2 separate regions of the Homo sapiens genome follow, and region 1 is linked to region 2. A link is a contact called in ENCODE Hi-C or POLR2A ChIA-PET data. All regions are on one chromosome and are shown on one strand. The core of a region is the stretch at or near the end of the contact, and the rest is flanking DNA. Distances in the headings are between cores, read along the strand shown. Region 1 holds the start of MYL6 (myosin light chain 6). Region 2 holds the start of GLS2 (glutaminase 2).

What was found. A loop is a pair of places that touch in the nucleus more often than their neighbours do. ChIA-PET counts read pairs that join two places held with the same protein, here RNA polymerase II (POLR2A). Pooled maps may share reads with other maps.
Region 1: a pooled map shows a loop between it and region 2 (2.0-fold over the local background). The contact joins the promoter of MYL6 here to the promoter of GLS2 in region 2. A Hi-C loop is called at or near these places in 5 of 50 pooled maps. POLR2A ChIA-PET finds 5 or more read pairs at or near these places in 3 of 52 experiments (MCF 10A, OCI-LY7 and activated CD8-positive, alpha-beta memory T cell).

The regions. Positions count from the first base shown.
Region 1 is chr12:56,156,008-56,159,926 of GRCh38, reverse strand. MYL6 (myosin light chain 6) reads right to left here and starts at 1,568. Exons shown (of 7, transcript NM_021019.5): 1 at 1,523-1,568; 2 at 1,216-1,243; 3 at 197-340. The coding sequence starts at 1,525. MYL6B (myosin light chain 6B) reads right to left here. Exons shown (of 8, transcript NM_002475.5): 6 at 2,382-2,459; 7 at 2,192-2,229; 8 at 1,945-2,045. The coding sequence ends at 2,201. It overlaps MYL6B-AS1 (MYL6B antisense RNA 1), which reads left to right and starts at 1,702. Exons shown (of 3, transcript NR_186043.1): 1 at 1,702-1,744; 2 at 1,982-2,293. RefSeq lists enhancers at 270-339, 380-449, 2,460-2,569 and silencers at 1,120-1,299, 1,670-1,839.
Region 2 is chr12:56,486,911-56,490,754 of GRCh38, reverse strand. GLS2 (glutaminase 2) reads left to right here and starts at 2,594. Exons shown (of 18, transcript NM_013267.4): 1 at 2,594-2,818. The coding sequence starts at 2,637. It overlaps LOC124902944 (a long non-coding RNA gene), which reads right to left. Exons shown (of 2, transcript XR_007063331.1): 1 at 3,803-3,844; 2 at 3,423-3,768. RefSeq lists a silencer at 2,248-2,677 and an enhancer at 2,838-3,057.

The DNA.
Region 1 (3,919 bases), core at 319-2,818, 330 kb after region 2:
CTCAGGACAGGGGATTATAGAGACCTCAACTGAACAGAGAGATGACAGATGACTCCCCACTAAAAGCAAGGAAATCCATGGGATTTGCTAATCCAGACTTGCTTGAGTTTGGGGCCTATGAAGATAAAGGGAAGCTCTTAGCTGAAGAACTGTGGGCCCATGACCACACTGAGGAGTTGTTCTTTAGGCCCCTCACCATCACTCTTGGGGTTCCCCAGGACCTTGAGCACCTCGGCGTTGGTAGGGTTCTGGCCCAGGGCCCTCATCACATCCCCACACTGGCTGTACAGGATCTTGCCATCACCTGTTCGGTCAAACAGCTGGAAGGCCTCCTTGAACTCTGAGGATTCAGATGAATGTCAACACAGGATTTGAGGGTTAATCCAAACCCTACCTCAGAGCTCTGCTGCCCATTCAACTTTGATCATGCTGAGGAAACGAGATATCTGCACCAAACTGTACACCAAAGTCTACTTAAGAGGGCTCTATTTCTCTTCCTCCCAACTCAAGTGTTCTATATAGAGGCTTCCTCCCCTTCTGGCAGCCTGGTAACATCCATTTACACAACCCCTCTGCCTGCGGCAGGCCTGCCAATCTCCACTGCTGCTACTACACTTCTCAGGGCAGGAATTCGCCACCGCCCAGTCTCAGTCCTGTCCTTATAAGGAAGTGGGAGCAGCAGCCTGGGACTAGGGTCATCCCAACCTGCCACTTCGCACCCCTCCAGTATAAAGAGAACTTCCAGAGGGTATAGCTACAGTCATATCCTTAGCAAACTCCCCTGTCTTGTCCCCATCTGCACAGAATATCAGGTCACTGCTCTACAATCTTCACAACTGCAAGCTGGGAGGGCGGGGACAGTTATCACAAGAGGAGAAAAGAGGCAGAAGTAGCTGATTAAAGGACAAAGGAAAGCAGGCAGCTTTATACACCCTCCCGAGACCCCACACACAGCAGGCATTAAGTGACCAAGTTTTTTCACATACCCACACCACCTAAAACTCACCCAGTGCTTGGGATCAGATCTAGAGTGGAAGGGGAGGGAGGAAGAAAGTGAGAAAAGAAAATGGAGGATCCAGAAGAAGAGAAAATAATCCAGGGGGTAATCTCATGGGGGTGCTAAAGAGATGACAGATTAAGATTAGAGGATAGGTGCTGGGGGGAGGGTGTCCCTCTCCCTAAGGGTGACCTCGGTAGGGATCAGAGATAACCTACCTGCGGTCTGGTCTTCGGTGAAGTCACACTGCTCAGAGAAGAGGGAAGTGGTCAGCATCTGAACGCCAATCCCCCGAGTTTCTATCCCAGCCCCACAAACTCTGACCCACAAACTCTGACCCACAAACTCCTGTTTCAGGCTGCAGACTCGCTTCCCCGCAGGGCCCCAGTCTTTCCAACCCCACCTCCAACCTTTCGGGTCCTCAGATTCCCTTTGCCTCCTACCCCTGCCTTCTCCTCGCCCCCCACCCGTCTCTTCCTGCCTCTCGTCCCCAATCCTGCCCGTCTCCCAAGACCTGGGCCCCACCATCTTGACTGCTCAGCTCTCCGGGACCTTTTCCTGCAGTAATGGCTCCGACTCTCGGCCCAACCCTAGTCTTAGTACGTCCCGATGACGTCACCCTCAGAGGACTCAGCCAATAGGAACCGTGGCCTGGGTTTATGCAGACGATTGCTACATTAGTAATGACTTGGGCGGGGTCCGCTGTTCCTTTCTCCAGCGCCACCTGGGCACAGAACCCGCTCGGAGGTGGGGGGGGTCGTGGGGGGAGGTGGGGGGGCGGGGGTCGTGGGGGGACGTGGGCTGGGGCACAATGAATCTGCACCTCCCAACAGCAGGAAGATCAGAGGATTGGAAGAGGAGAGAGCCCTCTTTTCCCGCCCTCTCCTCCTAGCACCCTCCCCGTCTCCCGCTGCTCCCCCAACCATGAAAAAAATAGCAGTCTGAAACCAAGAGAGGAACCCAGTCTTTATTTTGAAACAATAGGTGGCCTCCTGGTGGCTGGAACGTGCTTTCGCCTGCGGGGCCCAGTGTCCGGACCCCACTGGATCTGTGGAAAAAAACCAAAGTTGCGAAGCGCTGGAGCCCGTGCAGCAACCGGACAGCAGAATGAACTCCGCTGCTTTTCTATGTTGGCTGAGAGAAGGGCGGGAGACTTGCCTCGTAAGGCGCGGCGAAGGGGTGGGAGGGCCCTACCTGCAGCACTCAGACGCTTAGGATGTGTTTCAAGAAGGCTGCAGAGAGAGGAGGCAAGAGGGGCTTCAGAAGCAGGCCTTTGGATAATACATCTGACTCTAGGTAATCCAGGGGTGCCCCCGCCCACACGCGGCAAGACGCCAGGCTGCCCTCCTCCCTCGGCCCCGCTCCCGCTTTTTTGTCCCCTCACCCTCGTAGTTGATGCAGCCGTTGCTGTCCTCGTGTCCTGCCAGAACGGTCTCCACCTCCTCCTCAGTCATCTTCTCTCCTGAATCCCAGACACAACGTCTGAGGCCCTCCTTTCCCTCCTTCACTCACCCAGGCCACGCTTTTCCTTTTTTTTTTTGAGACGGAGTTTCGCTCCTGTCGCTCAGGCTGGAGTGCAGTGGAGCGGAGCGATCTCGGCTCACTGCAACCTCCGCCTCCCGTGTTCACGCGATTCTCCTGCCTCACCCTCCCGAGTAGCTGGGATTACAGGCGCCCGGCTAATTTTTTGTATTTTTGGTAGAGACGAGGTTTCGCCATGTTGGGCAGGCTGCTCTCAAACTCTTGACCTCAGGTCATACACCTGCCTCGGCCTCCCAAAGTGCTAGGATTACAGGCGTGAGCCACCGCGCCTGGCTTTTTCCATATATTTTTGTAAACAACAATATAAACATAACAATTGTAATTTTTTTTTTTTTTTTTTGAGATAGGGTCTCCCTCTGTCACCCAGGCTGGAGTGCAGTGACATCATCATGGCTCACTGCAACTTCCACCTCCTGGGCTCCAGTGATTCACATCGGCCTTCGAAGTAGCTGGGACTACAAGCGTGCACCACCACGCCTGGCTAATTTTTAAATTTTTTTGTAGAGACATGGTTTTGCCATGTTGCTCAGGCTGGTCTCGAACTCCTGAGCTCAAATGATCTGCCCATCTCGGCCTCCCAAAATGCTGAGATTACAGGTGTGAGCCACCACGCCCAGCCTTGTACTTTTTTTTTTTTTAAATAGAGATAGAATCTCACTACGTTGCCCAGGCTGGTCTCGAACTCCTGGGCTCAAGCGATCCTCCTGCCTTGGCCTCCCAAAGTGCTAGGATTACAGGAGTGAGCCACTGCTCCCGGCCAGCCCATGCTGTTTTGCTTTTTTTTAAACTGAGTCTTGCTCTATCACCCAGGCTGGAGTACAGTGGCACGGTCTCGGCTCACCGCAACCTCCACCTCCCGGGTTAAAGCGATTCTCCTGCCTTAGCCTACCAAGTAGCTGGGATTACAGGCACCCGCCATCATGCCTGGCTAATTTTTGTGTTTTTAGTAGAGACGAGGTTTCACCATGTTGGCCAGGCTGGTCTTGAACTCCTGATCTCAAGTGATCCGCCTGCCTCGGCTTCCCAAAGTGCTGGGATTACAGGCTTGAGCCACCGTGTCTGGCCTTTTTTTTTTTTTTTGAGACAGAACCTTGCTCTGTCCCCCAGGCTGGAGTACAGTGGCATGATCTCTCGGCTCACTGCAACCTCAGACTCCCGGGTTCCAGCGATTCTCCTGCCTCAGCCTCCTGGGTAGCTGGGATTATAGGTGCGTGCCACCATGCCCGCCTAGTTTTTATATTACTAATAGAGATGGGGTTTTACCATGTTGGCCAGGCCGGTCTCGAACTCCCGAGCTAAGGTGATCCGCCCGCCTTGGTCTCCCAAAATGCTGGGATTACAGGCGTGAGCCACCATACCTGGCCAGGCCACGCTCTTTAG
Region 2 (3,844 bases), core at 1,345-3,844:
CTAATAGTTTTGCACAAATTAAACTAGATGATGAGTATTTTTCAAATTAGAAACAAAAAGAGGACCTGACCCTGCCAAGCTTTAACCACCTGGGACAACAAACTTGTTCTTCTCCAGCATCTTATACTTTACACAGTACCATTGGCCTCCCAAGTCACCAGTTCATGCTCCATCCTCATGCAAAGACAGCAATATTGTATTGGAGACAGTTAGTCCAAAGGTCCAAGTGCAGCTGGAGCTAGTTCTCTAAGCAAAGAACCTCTGCTTCCATGCATAGATCTTCTTCACTACCCAACCAGTTCCTATTAGTGGAAGAGTGCTGGGAGAAAGAGAGTAAGGAACTCATTAGAGTATAAAGCTAATTCAAAGAGGCAGAAATAGGAAAAAAAGGAAGCAAATTACTTCTGGGTAATGTTTAGAAATTCCCTAACAGATGGTATTTTTCTCTTGAATAGATCAAAACGTTTCAGATAAATCATATTTCTATGAAACAAGGATAAGATTCGTCTGTTACGTATGAAAAAAACTAATGCAGGATTGAGTTTACGTTAAGTATTGAGACCCAGAACTCTGCCTCTTGGGCAAAGCCAAGCATAAAGCAGCAAGCCCTCCCAGAATTAGACGGCTTTCCACGGACAGGAGAACAGATACAGCAGACACAGAATGACTACAGAAGGCGAAAACAAGCAAAAACAAATGTCACTCCATCTGGTTTTAAGCCAAATAAGCCCTCCAACCCTAACCAAGGCAAAGGAGAACTGCCTTTCCACAGAACACACCTGACTGGTTTCAGTACTTGTTTTCCCACGAGTACCCTTGAAACTCATTTTAATCCAAAAATGAAAACTATGGGACAAGCACGGTGGCTCATGCCTGTAATCCCAGCACTTGTGGGAGGCTGAGGCGGGCGGATCATCTGAGGTCAGGAGTTTGAGACCAGCCTGACCGATATGGCGAAACCACATCTTTACTAAATACAAAAAATTAGCTGGGCGAGGTAGCAGGCGCCTGTAATCCCAGCTACTAGGGAGGCTGAGGCAGGAGAATCGCATGAACCCAGGAGGCGGAGGTTGCAGTGAGTCGAGATTGCGCCATTGCACTCCAGCTAGGGCAACAAGAGCAAAACTTCGTCTCAAAAACAAACAAACAAAAACTAGTATTTTGTGATACAGCCAGAACTATCACAAGGAAAAGACTCCCAGTACTGTATCATAATACTTCCACATAAAATACCTCCTTTAGGGATGGGGTCATTTCTCCCGGGATAATTCAATTCAATGCTTAATTTTTGAGAAGGGCTGCATGAAGGAGAGACTTGTAGTTAAAAAAAAAAAACGGGTCTAATTTCTGGTTCTGGTACTTACTAGCTGGGTTACCTTATGCGAGAATTCTTAATTTCCTAGTCTTAGTTTCCTCACCTTCAAATTGAGACTAATAACTACTTTGTAGGTCTCTGGTAAGAGGGAGAGAGAAACTAAGCGGTTGGAACACCATGGGCACTCAATAATAGCTATCATTTACATAATGAGTCCCTACTAAATATGGATGCTGGGTTAGGCGCTGCCGAGATACAAGGTGAAAGTTCTAGCTGCAAATGGCAAAAGTCCTGAATGTTCTTGGATTTCAAAATGCTTTTTGTATATCGCCTCTTTTCTGCCCGTGAGGAGGACAAGGGCAAACAATTAAAATAGGAAAAATGTGGGGAGCACTTCATGGTTTATAAAACGTTTTTCTGCGTGCCAACTTATTTTAATGTCTTAACTTTCCAGATTTGAAAACAAGTCCTACACCAAATAAATGGTAGAGGGACACAAACTGGAACCCAGGCTTCCTAACCGCCAGAGCGACCTTCCCGCCGCCCAATGCCTCCCTGAGGTGCTGGTCGGCTGCTTCTGCCCGGGGTACCCAGCAGTCATCCTACTCTCCACTCAGCACCACCGCACGTCGGCCGCGCGCCACGCTACCCGCCGGGTTACTGGGCGCTGGTTTGGCCTTCGGAGGTCGAGGCTCTCTGAGTGACCTCCTGAACTGGGCTCACTCTTACTTAGCCTCCTCTCTCGAGGCAGCACCCTCCTCTCTACACGACAACTCCATCATTCGCAGCCCCACGGTGTTCCCGGGGAGCGCCTCCCGCCCCCACCGGCTTCGCCTCAGCTTGTCCTCGCCTTTCCCGCCCTCAGCATCCGCGGATACCCGCGCTCGCCGGGCCCACGCGGAAGCATCCGCAGACTGTCGCAAGGTCCCACCGTCTTGCTCTCATTGGGCAACCTTACCCTTTCCCCGCCTCAATGTTTTTGCTTCCTCAGTGATTGGACCTGGGCATTGTCCATTCCAGCTCCCAGGCACCGCCCTCTCTCCACCCACTAGAAAGCCACCCGGGTTCTCCTTCATCCCCAACGCTCCTCACCTAGCCCCTGTCCTGAGGGTGCCCCTAACCCTGGAGCCAGCTTTAAAGGGGCAGGCCCCTTCTCCTGCCCCAGCCCCAGCCCCACCCACCGGGCCCACATTCTCCGTCTTCCAGGTCCAGCGCTCCCTCACAGAACTCCCCCGCACCTTGTCTCGCTCGCTCCGCCCCTCCTTCCCAGCCACAGCTAGAGGTCCCGGGCGCACCTGCAGAGCCGGAGGCTTGCTGGGGCATGCGCTCCATGAAGGCTCTGCAGAAGGCCCTGAGCCGGGCTGGCAGTCACTGCGGGCGAGGAGGCTGGGGTCACCCGAGCCGGAGCCCCCTCCTTGGCGGGGGCGTCCGGCACCACCTCAGTGAGGCCGCGGCGCAGGGCAGAGAGACGCCACACAGCCACCAGCCGCAGCACCAGGATCAGTAAGGCTCCTGGGACAGGGCAGGGGACGGGCTTGCCCCCACTCCCACTGTGGTTCTCGCTAGTTCCCGAGTGCCCTTCCAAGGCAGCGCCGCTCATCTCCCCTCTCCTCGCTCACTAGCCCTCGGTGCCTTTTCCTTTGGATGTGGGGCTTTGGGTGCGCCGCGCTCGGGCGGTAATCTGCCGTCTGCCTAGGAGTGCGTTCGGGCAAGCGGGTCCTGGGGATGGCGCCTGTCCAAGGTGCGCACTTAACCCGGATCACAGATGCGCGCCGAGTGTTGCTTGGCTCACGTGTCTGAGTGCAGGGCCGGGCTCACGCCGCCAGTCCTCACCTTCCCTAGTCCTCGTGTGTATTTTAGGAGATGCGTGGATGTGGAACAGCCTCCTGCCTCCGGTCCAGGTGTACTGGGGTCTGTGTGTTGTGTTTCTGCGTGTTCTCGGCAGGTAATGTGTGATGCGCGTGTATTATTGGTGCGCAGGTACGTCCATAAGTGTTGGGTGTGTGCGTAGCAGTGCTCCCTGAACAGCAGAATGGGGGGGAATTTCCAAACTGGTTGTTGAATGGGGAGAATATTTGTAATGGAGGAAAGGTCTTTAAGACGCAGATTTCCCAAACCAGAGCCAGTCAGAGCCTTTATTTGTGCTGCCCAGGCTCCAGAATCTAAAACGTTCTCTTCCTTTGGGTGTTTCTTCCACCCAGGATGCCAAACCTTTATCTTCCCCACCGCCTAGGACACACTTGGTGGCTGAGCCTTTTTCTCTGAGACCCAGACGGTGCTGAGCAGGAAATCTTGTCCTCCCCAGAGGGCCAGCATAGACACTGTCCAAAGAGCCCCTGCTCTACTGTAGCAGGAACAGGAAATGGGCCATCTCCCTCGTCGCTGCCATCTCCCTGATGACACTCAGAAACATGGACACCATCAGTAAAGTAGCCAGACTGACACAACACTACCTCACCACTACTCGAGTCTCTGACACAACACTACCTCACCACTACTCGAGTCTCTGTCGTAAGGGACACCAATAGG